Regions from separate parts of the Homo sapiens genome. Here region 1 is linked to region 2. Evidence: chromatin contacts called from ENCODE Hi-C or POLR2A ChIA-PET data. All regions are on one chromosome and are shown on one strand. The core of a region is the stretch at or near the end of the contact, and the rest is flanking DNA. Distances in the headings are between cores, read along the strand shown.

Evidence for each region. A loop is a pair of places that touch in the nucleus more often than their neighbours do. ChIA-PET counts read pairs that join two places held with the same protein, here RNA polymerase II (POLR2A).
Region 1: a loop to region 2 is called in a map of vagina, with 12 times the contacts of the local background. The contact joins the promoter of STAMBP here to the enhancer-like site in region 2. A Hi-C loop is called at or near these places in 1 of 168 maps with a recorded cell type or tissue (vagina). POLR2A ChIA-PET finds 5 or more read pairs at or near these places in 1 of 52 experiments (activated naive CD4-positive, alpha-beta T cell).

What each region holds. Positions count from the first base shown.
Region 1 is chr2:73,824,098-73,830,255 of GRCh38, reverse strand. It overlaps STAMBP (STAM binding protein), which reads right to left and starts at 1,295. Exons shown (of 10, transcript NM_213622.4): 1 at 746-1,295. LOC105374807 (a long non-coding RNA gene) reads left to right here. Exons shown (of 3, transcript XR_940246.3): 2 at 1,352-1,499; 3 at 6,036-6,158. RefSeq lists a silencer at 1,306-1,524.
Region 2 is chr2:71,695,715-71,701,815 of GRCh38, reverse strand. It overlaps LOC124907827 (a long non-coding RNA gene), which reads right to left and starts at 5,758. Exons shown (of 2, transcript XR_007086966.1): 1 at 4,922-5,758. Within about 2 kb of position 1,420, at least 13 of the 41 ENCODE cell types and tissues checked have a DNase peak (open chromatin) inside an H3K27ac peak, as active enhancers do.

The DNA of each region.
Region 1 (6,158 bases), core at 46-2,545, 2.1 Mb before region 2:
CACTATAGTCAATCTATAAAATCATTCATTCATCATTATCATGGCAAGAGACTTAAATCTTGAAAACAACCATTTACTCATCTTCATAGACTAAACACTGAATAACAAAAAGGCACGATGGTAACTTGCATTGCAAAAACCCCTGGTGTCCCAAAACTCCAGTAATTCTAGTCTTTCTAGATATAGTTGCTGTTAGAATCAGATTCCAAATTCCAACCAGATATCACCACTATCATCTCCAAAATAAAACTGGGCATTTGACACACATTGCATTACAGCAAACCCTAATCAGTATGCTCTAGAATACACAAACTACAGTAGAATAAATCTTGGAATTCAAGGCCCTGTGGCAACTGGCCCTCCCCAACAGAGATCTTTTGCTTCAGTCAGGATTCCAATCCGCCCAGGCATCCTCACATTTCAGTTTCATTTATCTATCCAGTTTTTCTTTTCTACTACAACTCTTCCCTCAGGGGTAGTCTTCTCTCAGCCAATTCCATCTTTAGGTCTCTTCAATATTCGGGTCACAATTCCTCCACAAACCTTCCCCTCTAAAACACCCTCACTAATAGCACAAAAGCCGTGAGGACTACTAGGGATGCAGAGATAGTCCATCTCTCACGAGGCCTCCTTAGGGACTCAGAAAGCCGCAAGCATATCTAAAACCTCCCCAAGTAATTAGTAAACCTAGTCCACGGCCCATGAAAGTTAACTGAAACAGAGGATGCTTGTTGCATCTCAGTACCTCTTGGGAGAGGTTCTTGTGGGTTAAGAAAGGAACCACCTCCCAAGGCCAGGAAGCGGCGCCGGTTACCACCTGGTTGAGCAATTCCAAAAAGGGGATGCAGCATCTGCAAATGAGGGGGAAAGGCGGCGTAAAGGACCGAGGGGGAAATACGAGGAGGAGAAAGGAAGTAGCAGGAATGAGCGGAGGGGGCGTATACAGTAGGGAGGGCTCTATCGACAACTGCTTGAGGAACCCTTCTTGAAGGCACTCAAGACGAACTTGCCAACCCCAGGCACAATCATCCAGGGTTTTCGGGATCTTTCAAATGCAGTAGGCGGGGAACCGCTGGGCCTGGCTGGTCAGGCGCCAGCCCGCGGAGACAGAAGCCGTCGGGTGCCTCGAGCGAGGCAGGCCGGGCAGGGGACTCGGGGAGAGTAGGCTGCAGGCCCCACACTCACGGCGGCCGATCCCCTTCAAAGTCCAACCACGCTCGGAGGCCCTGCCCCACCACGTTCCCGGGACCCTTCCCCACCTTTCCCCGCGGATGACACCCGGAGGTTCCGGAAACGTCACATCCGGCGCCCGCTCCGCCCACTCCCGTTCGTCTGTCTATTACATTCCCAGTGATTTAGGACTTGGAACGGAGAGCTAGTAGGTGGGGCTAGAATCGGCACCTGCGGAAAATCCGACCAATGAGGAGCGAACGACACAGCGGCCATCTTGGTAAAGGAAAAGGAACAAGGAAGAAAGTGGAACCAATTAGCAAGCTAAGGTTTGCTTTTAAAATTATTTTGATTTGGGGTAGTCCCTCATCACACTCACAATACTCCTGCATTTAAGGAGGGATTGCTGATCCCAGCACAACTGCAGACTTAGCTAAACTAACCAGGATTTATAAATTGGGGGACAGAAAGTCTTTCGAATGTATTTTTTAGCTTGTATTACATTCTACACAAAAATTGGTAGTCTTAGATATTAGGCAATATCTAAGACTAATTTTATTGCTTAGAAAAGAACATAAGTCTAACTTTTTTTTTTTTTAAGACAGGGTCTTGCGGTGTCACCCAGGCTGTCACAGGAGTGCAGTGGTGTGATCATAGCTCACTGTGGTCTCCAACTTCAGGGCTCAAGCGATCTTCTTGCCTCTGCCTCCCAAAGTACTGGGATTACTGGCGTGTGCCACCGCACCCAGATGAGACTAACGTTTTAATGTCAAAAAACCTATAAAATATTTGGAAAAAAAGCGTTTAATCTCTAAGAGCCGCTATGCAAAAGCAGTGGAGACACAAAAATCTGTATGACACTGTTCCTGCCCTGAGACCGGGACAAGGTGGTTTTATGCATCAAATACAGAATGGCACGTTCTGCATGTAGATGTGTGTCTGTACGAATCCATATACATCCTCTTTACAAAAAGGTCCTACAAGCTTGCTAATCATTCTGTCTCAGAAGACTTTGTGAAACATTAGGCTTTGGTTTAAAAGTCTAAGTCTCTGGGGGACACTTTCCCAAAATTTGGGAGCCTCCCTGTGAGTTTGTTAGTGTGATGGCATGACCTATTCTTCAAGGTCTAGCTTAAATCCCTAATTCAGGTGTTGCCTCCTCCACCTAGCCAGCCTCCAGATCTCTCATTTCTCCCAACCTCCGTTGTGTATATTTCTGTTGGAGTTACCTGAAGTGATTTTGTGTAGTCATCAACTTTTCAGACTTAGGGTTGAAAGTACTTGCTTGCATCATATCACCTCCCCTTCTGCCCCCAGCAAGCATTAATGTGCATGGGTCTACTATCAACTCTCATGGATCTACTGCAGATAAATCTGGGAAGATAATTGTATAGGGCACTCTACTGTGTCTTCAAAACTCTCTCTACTGACTCTCTTCAGAATGTAAACATGATGGGTTGGGCCTAAAGAAATTGATGCACTGGAGATGCTGGTCATTGGGTGGGCATTATAGTGCAGATGGGGTCCTGGCAGGAGGCAACACAGGTCAAAATCTGATCCATTCAACCTCTCACTCAGTAAATGTTTACTGAGTGTCTACTATGTGCCAGGTTCTGTTCTAGGTGTTAGGGATACATCAGCAAACAAACCCAGCAGGTGGATACTCTAATGGTGGAAGCACAGGTAGAAGTACAGCTGGTGGGGTAGGGAGGGGCATCTGCTCCCATTCAGCACAATCTCTAAAGTAGTTCTTTTTTTTATAATGTTTAGCTTAACAAGTAAAGAAAATTTACAAACATCCTAGATTTTAAGATTATGATGAGAAGACTTTAAGAAGCTATAACTGAGACACACATATAAGGGGTGTGCATAGTCGTAAACATAGCTAGCGCCACATAGAGGCTGTTCCTGATATTAGAAAGTTAATATGCCCAGTTGCTAGCAGTTCTTAAGGTAATAGCTAAGTGAATATAGGAAGCAGGATCTAGTCTTTTTAGGGAGAGAATTTGTAAATGTTGACCAGAGTTTTTGATATCTGGGGCAAAGTTCAATACTCAGCTTTCTAGGGACCTGAAATAAGAAAATCTTGGCCAAGGTAAAAATTTTACATTCCTCATTTCTTGTTTAACTGGAAAAGTTTAAAAACTAAACAATTTTGTATACACAATCAGGAAATCAAAGCTATAAAAGATTCTTGGCATAACTGATGAGAATATCCTACCTACCCCTGCCCTAAAGATTGGAGGCTAAGCGTGGAAGGTATTCCTTCAGCAAATAGGCTTCAGCAGTTCACCTGGCAGACTAGACCAGGTTAGGAATTGAGATGCTCTTTCCTTCCGGTGCTCACTCCCAGCCATGAACACTTTTCCTGAATATAGCAGCCTCCATCTGGCCGCTTGCATATGCCAACGTCAGGTCTCCTGCACTCCTGCATGCTCATTCCTACTTGCTCATTTTTGGGCAGCAGCAAAAGATGCCTAGAAGGTGAAGTTCTTAATCTGAAATGTAACATCGGGGTTTAGAAAACACAGGCCTGGACCAGGTGCGCTGGCTCACGCCTGTAATCCCAGCACTTTGGAAGGCTGAGACAGGAGGATCGCTTGAGCCCAGGAGTTCGAGGATATAGTGAGCTATGATTACACCACTGCTCTCCAGCCTGGGCAACAGAGTGAGACCTCTAAAAAAACAAAACAAAACAAAACAAACAAAAAACCCAGGAGGATCACTTGAGCCCAGGAGTTTAAGGCTGTGGTGTGCTATGATCTCACCTGTGAATAGCCACTGCATTCCAGCCTGGGCAACATAGTGAGACTCCTATTGCTAAAAAGCAAAAAGAAGAAAAGGAAAAATACAGACCCAGCGGAGTTCGGGGGTCAGGGAGGGTAAAAACAAGGAAGACTCTAGGTGTATTTCACTTGCAAGGTTGGTACTCTTGTGTTAAGTGACATACCTAGAGGGACAATTGCATTAGTACAGGAAGGGCGTTCATTCTTACCTACTACAATGCATTCTTACAACAGCAGCTAATTTTTTTTTTTTTTGAGATGAAGTCTTGCTCTGTCACCCAGGCTGGAGTGCAGTGGCACAATCTCGGCTGCAACCTCCACCTCCCAGGTTCAAGCAATTCTCCCTGCCTCAACCTCCTGAGTAGCTGGGATTATAGGTGCTCGCCACCAAACTTGGCTAATTTTTGTATTTTTTAGTAGAGACAGGGTTTTGCCATGTTGGCCACGCTGGTCTTGAACTCCTGACCTCAAGTGATCCACCCACCTCAGCCTCCCAAAGTGCTGGGATTACAGGTGTGAGCCATCACGCCTGGCCACTAATGATCTTTTTAAAGCAAAAATCAGATTCCATCACTCCTCGGCTTAAAACTCTTCAGTGAATTCCCATGGCACTTGGAATAAACATCCACACTCCTTACTGGGGATTACAGAGTGACTCGGCCCCTGTTGCCTTTCTGACTTCATCTCCCAATCTCCTTGCTTAATACTCTCCACCGACACCATCCAAACATCTGCTTTTCCACTCAAGACCTTTGCATAGCTGACTCCTTTTCCTGGGATGCTTTTACCCTCATCTTCACTTGGCTGGCTCTGCCTCATCATTCATTTCTCAGTTTACATGTTACCTCCTCAAGGAGAACTTCTCTGACCACCCATTCTAAGGAGCCACCCAGTCATCCTTCATTAGTTGGTCTTATTTTAATTGTCTTGATAATCCTTACCACTGTCTGATATGATTTGGGTTGCTTATTGTCTTTCATTCCCCACTAGAATATAATTTCCAGAAAGTTAAGATCCTTTTCTGCCTTGCTCACAGCTCTATCCCCACTGCCTAGAATGGCTTGCGAAACCAGATGTGACACTCAATGAACATTGTTGAATGTTCAAATGTTGTTGAGATAAATATTGTCTCACTGTCCCCAAAATGATTTACAGGAATGTAATTAGCCAATTATGCTGATTACTGAGATGAACAATGAAAAACAATGACCGTTATGCTTTTGGGACCCACTCTTCTCTGCAAGGCACTTAGAGCTAGAAGCAGAAAGCCTAAAGGCTAGATGCCTTTATTAATTGAGCAAGTGTTTATTGAATATCTTTCAAGCTCATGGGTCTGTGTCTGGCATGGGTCTACCACAGTGAAAAAGAAAAACTGGGCGGGGCATGGTGGCTCATGCCTATAATCCCAGCACTTTGGGAGGCTGAGGTGGGCAGATCACAAGGTCAGGAGATCAAGACCACCCTGGCTAACATAGTGAAAACCTGTCTCTACTAAAAATACAAAATTAGCTGGGCGTGGTAGTGGGTACCTCTAGTCCCAGCTGCTCAGGAGGCTGAGGCAGGAGAATCACTTGAACCCAGGAGGCAGAGGTTGCAGTGAGCTGAGATCGTGCCATTGCATTCCAGCCTGGGCGACAAAGTGAGACTCCATCTCAAAAAAAAAAGAAAAGAAAAGAAAAGAAAAAAGAAAAACTGAGTTCCAGTTGTTTTAAGTCTTCCGTGGATGAAGGTTTAGAGCCATTAGAAGGAAAAAATTCTTTAAAAGATGAGCAATATTCTCAAGGGGAGGCTAGGTGAGCTCCATGCATTGAGACACTAAAACAGCCTATCTTGAACATTGCTTGGGAATGGAGGGGCTATGAAAGCAGAAATGGAGTGTGTACTAAAAACAAATTGTTCACATTGTTAAAATTTTTGCTATGAGTCCATTGGGAATATAAAATGACAAATAGGTTTGAAAAGTACTTGGGAAGAAAAAGATATAGAATGAGCTGATTCAAATAAAGGGAAATGTAGCAAATGCACTGGGATCTTTTAAGTTTGTGCATTATGAATGCATGCATATATGTTCCTTTTCAGCTGGAGTTGGAATTACCCAGTGAAGTTGTTCTTAAGAAGGCTACTGTAAAACCAGTAACATGAAGGTGAATCTGTGGTTTGGAGCTCCCCCTACAGTTTGTTTGAAGACTGGTCTCTCTCATC
Region 2 (6,101 bases), core at 171-2,670:
TGGCAATGGCCATGCTTTCCCTACCAACATCTGAGCTCTCCAAGTGCAGGGGCTGTATCTCCCCATCAGACCTGAGGCTCTCTGAGAGCACAGATGGGGTCTCCTACATAGGCCTGGGGGCTCACAAGGGGCAAAGGCAATGTGTGCCCCATCAGTGTGCATTCTAAGGGCAGCCATGCCTTTTTCTCCAATCTAAGGGCTCCCCGAAGGACAGCAGATGCTCTCACATCAGACCTGGGGCTCTGCAGAGGCAGAGGCCGTGGCTCCCTCATCAGACTAGTGGTTCCTAATAGAGCAGGCCCACCTACGTAATTCATAGGGCCAAGTACAAAATACAAATGTGCCTTTTTCCAAAATTATTGGGAAAGTCAAGGTGGTGATAGTAGGGCATTAAGCCAAGCGTGGGGCCCTTCTGAGCGTGGAGCCCTGTGTGACTGCATAAGTCACATGCCCGTAGAGCTGGCCCTGTATGGAAGGGACTGTGCCTCCCCTGTAAGATGAGGCGGCAGGTGAGGAACTCAGAGGCCAGGCGGGCACAAAGCCAAAGGGAATGGGAAGAGGCCTGGAGGTGAGCAGGGCAGGCCCCAGGCCCCGAGGAGGGACACACAGGGTCACTTCCCCAAACAATAGGGCATTCATGAGCAGCCTGGCTCCACAGCAGGGCCCTGACGCCAGGCCCCGACGCCAAGCTCAGCCCTGTAATTCATGCTCCAGTCCCTGAGCCGAGCACTGGCAGGGGCTCAAGTAGGAGAAAGTTGATGCTGCGGAGGTGGCCGCAGTGGAAACATCTATTTTTACCCTGGCAGACCGGGAGACAGGTCAGCGGTGGCTTTGAGTGAATCCCAGTGCAGCCACCCAGGGCCTAGTCCCAGCCTAGGGACAGCCCAGACCAGCGGAGGGCCACCCAGGCAGCCCCCATGCAGCACCAGGTCAGGCGGGCCTCAGACCAAGGAGCGAGTCAGAGCATCCCCGGAAGGGGCCCCACCAGGGCCGTCACATTTCTCCCCGGCTCTGCCCCTGACACTCACTTCTGTCCCTGCCTTGTGAACAATGTCAGCTCAGAACAGAAGTGGAGATTCCTGAAGCCCTTCCCCAGCCATTCCTGGTCAAGCCCCACCTCCCCCTCCCCCGCCTCCCCCCACCGCCTCCCCCGGGGTTCCTGGGGATGCCCTGGGCCATCAGAGTCTGAGAATGGAGAAAGCAGAGGGAGGCGTACAGGGTCTCATCTCGCCTGCCCTGAGGTGGGGAGATCTGCTCAGTGACCCTTATCCGGGAGAGGTCGTTGCTGAAGCCAGTGAATGAACACTGATGGGTGACTTTCAGACTCTGCACCAGCCTGGCTGGCACACCGGTTAGGTGGCTCCTACCTGGCTCCCGGGTGAGGCCAGCTTTTCCTCAGTTCTTACCTCCAGCAGCCAGCACTTGAGGCCCCCACCTGTCCCCCCTGCAGGTGGAACACTGTGTGCTGAGGTGTTTACGTTACATAAACCCAACCACGCTCGTCAGGAAATTTGTAGCTCCCCTGAGGAATGAAAACTCAATGCCTTCTTGCACAGGGCCAGGCAGGGATCCTAGCCACAAGCCCCGGGTCCACCTCTGGCTCCTGGATTCCTCTGGTCTGCTGCCAGAGGGAGTAGCATGGGGCGGGTTGGGGAGGGCAGGAATGTCCCCAGCCCACTCACCTCTCTCTGCTCTGGTGGGCAGACAACCAGCCCCTCTGGCAGCCAGCTAAGACTGAAGCAGAGGAGGACCTGGGTCCCCTGCCCTGGGGTTCACCTCCAACCTGGAGATCTGTTGGAGAAGCCACCTGCCTTTGAGTGGCAGTTTAGCATCCCCACTCTGGGAAGCTCTCTCCGCGTTTAAGGACAGTCTGCAGTCCTCATAATCTCCAGTGTTGCCACCCAAGTCTTCTGGGCCCACTCCTCAGCCACCCATCCTGATCCATCGCCTCCTTGACATACTACAAACACTCCTATCCAGTTCTAAGCATGTATTAGCTAGTGTACTCTCAGGTCCAATTTGCCCTCCTTCCTCCCTGTCCAAGTCCCCTTCCTTTGGGGCTGAGGAATGAACAATTGCCCTCCCCAGATGAGAAGGTTGGGGTCAGAGATCCTTGGGGCAGGAGCTACCCTGGAGGATCGGGCAGGGATGGAGAGCCAAGAACCGTCCATCCACATATGGCTGTGAAGTCGTGTCCAACACAGCCCTGGGTTGGGAGGGTGACACCTACATCATTGTCCTTCAAGACGGGGCCCTTAGAGGTGTGCGGTGCTCTGCCAACTTCTGAGGAATAACAGAGGATCTGGGCTCCCCAGGGGCATCACTCACTTTTTATAGGTCTTCTGAGCAGCCCTGAGGCCATCCCCTAACGAGTCCTGCCTGTTCTATGGGGCCTCCCAGATTAGGGTCTCGCTCATAAACCACAGAGGTCTGAGCTTCTATGGGAGGAAAGAAGGGCCATGCCCCAGCCCCAGCTGGGGGAGGAGGGAGGAAAGGGGGCTGCAGACAAATGGTTTTTACACTTTGAGTTAATGAGGGTCAGGCAGGGGCACCCACTGGCAGGAGGGAATAAATGAGAGAAAAATTGATGGGGGGGATGGAGGAGAAGGAGGGGTGAGGGCTTTGAATGAGGGAGGTGAGAGGAACGCCTAGTCATAAAAATCTCTTACAGACGCACACTCACACAAAGACATACATCAGCCCGTGCAAGCTTCCTGAGCCCCGCTGTGTGCCCAGCCTGGGGCTGGAGGCTGTGAAGCGGTGACCTCCGAACGCACTGATAGCAAACCTCCACTGGTGAAAAGTCTGAGCATGCACTCCCCTAGATGCTGATTTATCTCCCCACACGGTCTATCCATGGACAACAATGAGGACTTCAAGGCAGGTTCTAGGTCTAGGATGAGGGCCACTGCTGCAGGTGACCCATGCAAGGCCTCTGGGTCATCAGCAGTGTCACTGACTTCTTGGCAGATCTGATTATGTCCTTGTTGTTTTTCAAGCTGGAGTGCAATGGTGCGATCTCAGCTCACTGCAACCTCTGCCTCCCGGGTTCAAGTGATTCTCTTGCCTCAGCCTCCTGAGTAGCTGGGATTACAGGCGTCCACCACCACACCTGGCTAATTTTTGTATTTTTAGTAGAGATGGGGTTTCACCATATTGGCCAGGCTGGTCTTGAACTCCTGACCTCAGGTGATCCGCCCACCTCGGCCTCCCAAAGTGCTGGGATTACAGGCATGAGCCACCGCACCTGGCATGTTTTTTACTGCCTAATGCAGCTTCTCTGGGGAGCTCCTGCATGCGGTGGATGCATGGGTTAGCTGTGCCCTCGTTTCTACTTCACATGGTTAGCTTATCTCCCATCCACCATTGTCACCTGTTTGTACGCTTAGCTTAATTTCAATCAGAGTAGTTCCATGGCAGGAATTATTTTAAGCTGTGTGTCCATTTCTGTGAGGGTTACTTTAGTTAAATCCACAATGTGTAATCTCTAAATCCCCTTAACTAACCAGGTTCACACCAAAAGCTAAGACACAAAAAGCCATACACCAAAAGCTGAAAAACAAGGGTGGCGCTACCACTGCCTTCCCTTAGGACTCCTATGCACTTAGCATAGAATACATGACCATAAGTCACATGGCATAAGTGGCGTCCAAGGTCTAGCCAAACATCATATATTAAGAAAGAGTAACAGATTGGATTTGTGAATGTTTTCTTCCCATACCCCAGTGAAGTGTTGTCCACCTCCCAGGGAGAGGTTTAGAGACAATCCCTGGGGAGGCACAGAGATGAAGATGCTTTACATCCCCTTAAATATTTAGTCAAAGGTGGGATAAGAAAATGTAAAAGAAGATTTTAAAGCTGAGCATCTACCAGGTGCCACATTCCACATTCCTGGCATCTGAACCTCATAGGAACTGAAGGAGCTCTGATGACCTGACCGCGTTTGACTAGGGGGAGCAGGGACAGAAATGCCCCAGGCCTCACAGATGGCGGGGAGAGAAGCCAGAGAGCTGGAGTCAAGTGCAGGCTGGCCCGAATTATTCCTGTTAATGTAAGCAGCAGGGGGTAAAGGCCCTGAGGAGATACAACCATGAAAGCAGGAGCTCCAAGCCCGCCCTGATGGAGAAATCAGAGGCAGCCTCATGAAGAAGGCAAAGGAGGTTTTTCACCCTTGGTGACACCCAGACAGCCCCTCTCATCCACGCTACATCTACACATCCCTGGGGGCCTCACCTCATATCCCCCACCCGCATCCCCATCCCCAGCTTTCCCGTAATGCCTTCTGCAGAGGAGGCAGGTGATCCTCACCACCCCACCCCTCCTGACCGGTGACCTCATTCCTCCCACTATCCCCCACCCCAGCCTACTATGGGCAGGGGTCGTGGAGGTGCCCTGAGGCAGGCGGAAGGCCAGAGTGTCCTTCCTCTATGGCGGCACTGCTTGTAGGGAAGACACCACTTTCCCGGTTTAATCCTATCTCCTCAGTCTTTCTAGTGATTCACCTTTTGCCTAGGGGTGTCTGAGACACTTAAAAGATCCCTGCCTTAGACAAGGAAGCAGGGACTCACCTACACACCCCAGACCCGTCAGGACCTCTGGCCTTCTGAGGCTTCTTATCCTGCCCTTATATCTCAATGACTGCTTAGCCACTTCAAAACAGCCACCTAGGATGGCCATGGAAAAGCCCTGCAGACAAGATGCTCAATAAGAAAGCAAAAGGAAACTACCTAAAATCCATCAATAGGAGCCCTGACTAAATACACCATGGTTCCTCCGAGTGATCAATGATTATACAGCCATAAAATCATGTTATAGATGAATATGTAGACGCGGATGGGTGTTCATGGTACAGTGGTTACAAACCACTCTGCACAGTGAGATCACATTTTTAAAAAAATACTAACATATACTTTATACTCACATGGAAAATTCTGGAGATACCCAAGTGCCAGCAGTGGTTCTCTCTGGGTAATAGGATTAGTGGCTGTTTTATACTCTTCCTTTTGCTAGCTGTTTTCTCCAGTTTCTATAATGAACAAATATTACTTTTGTAATAAGACAAAAACCAACAAAAGCTATTTTTAAAAATAAAACAGTCTCCCATGCCCATCTGGAAATAGTGTGCTGCCCTGATCGCCAGCGGGGTTCAGAGTGGGCAGTGAGGAGTGTGAACTCCGGAAGCATTTCCCAAGCCCAGGCCGGGGGCCAGGTGGCCAACCACGGGAAAAAGACGGCCAAGGGGGCTCTGTACTTGTCTTGCCAGCTCAGCCTAGAGGGGTTAAAGACACCCGCTTTGGTCCTAGAAAGAGCCAAGCAGGGAGCAGATAGGAATGAGCAGAAACACCTTCCCTGGCCCAAAGTTTCCGATGAGCCACAGAGGGCTGAAGGCCCCACTTCCAGGCAGTACAAACACAGTCAAGCCAAGCTCAGTCCTGCCTCAGGCCCTTGGCAATTGCTGCGCCCCCCACTGCGATGCTGTCCCCCAGGTTTTGCATGGCTCACTTTTGTCCTTCAGCCAGGTTTCTGCTTCTGCTTCACATTTCCAGAAGGCTTCTCCCCTCTCCCATCTAAAAAGGCTCATTCGTTTAGTTCCCATCGTAGTGATTTGTTTATTTATCTCCTCACCTGGCTTTATTTTTCCTCCTAATGCTCCCTTATCACCGCTTGAAATTGTTTCTCATCTGACTCCCTGACCAGGAGCTTTTACAAGGGCAAGAAGTTTGTGCTTAGAACAGAGCCTGGGCACAGGTGTTGTTCAGTAAGTATTTGTTGAGTGAATGAAAAAACTGCAAGCTTCACAGTGCCAACACTACCTCTACACAATGGCCCCCACCTGCCTCCTGCATCCCACCCCTACCCACCTGGTGGGAGTTCTGGATCCAGCCTGGAAGTCAGCAGATGTGAGATTGGTTGGGGCGGGGTGACTGTGCTGGGGGCAGAGTCAGGAGGTGGGGTAGCACGAAAAGCAAACATTTTGAGTCCACGTGGCTGGGGTTGCCTTTCGTTAACAGCTGCGTGACCTCCCTGAGACTCACTTTTCTCATCTCTAAAATGGGGCTCATAATAGCTATCTCTCACAGGTGAGGACTAAAGGTGGCATC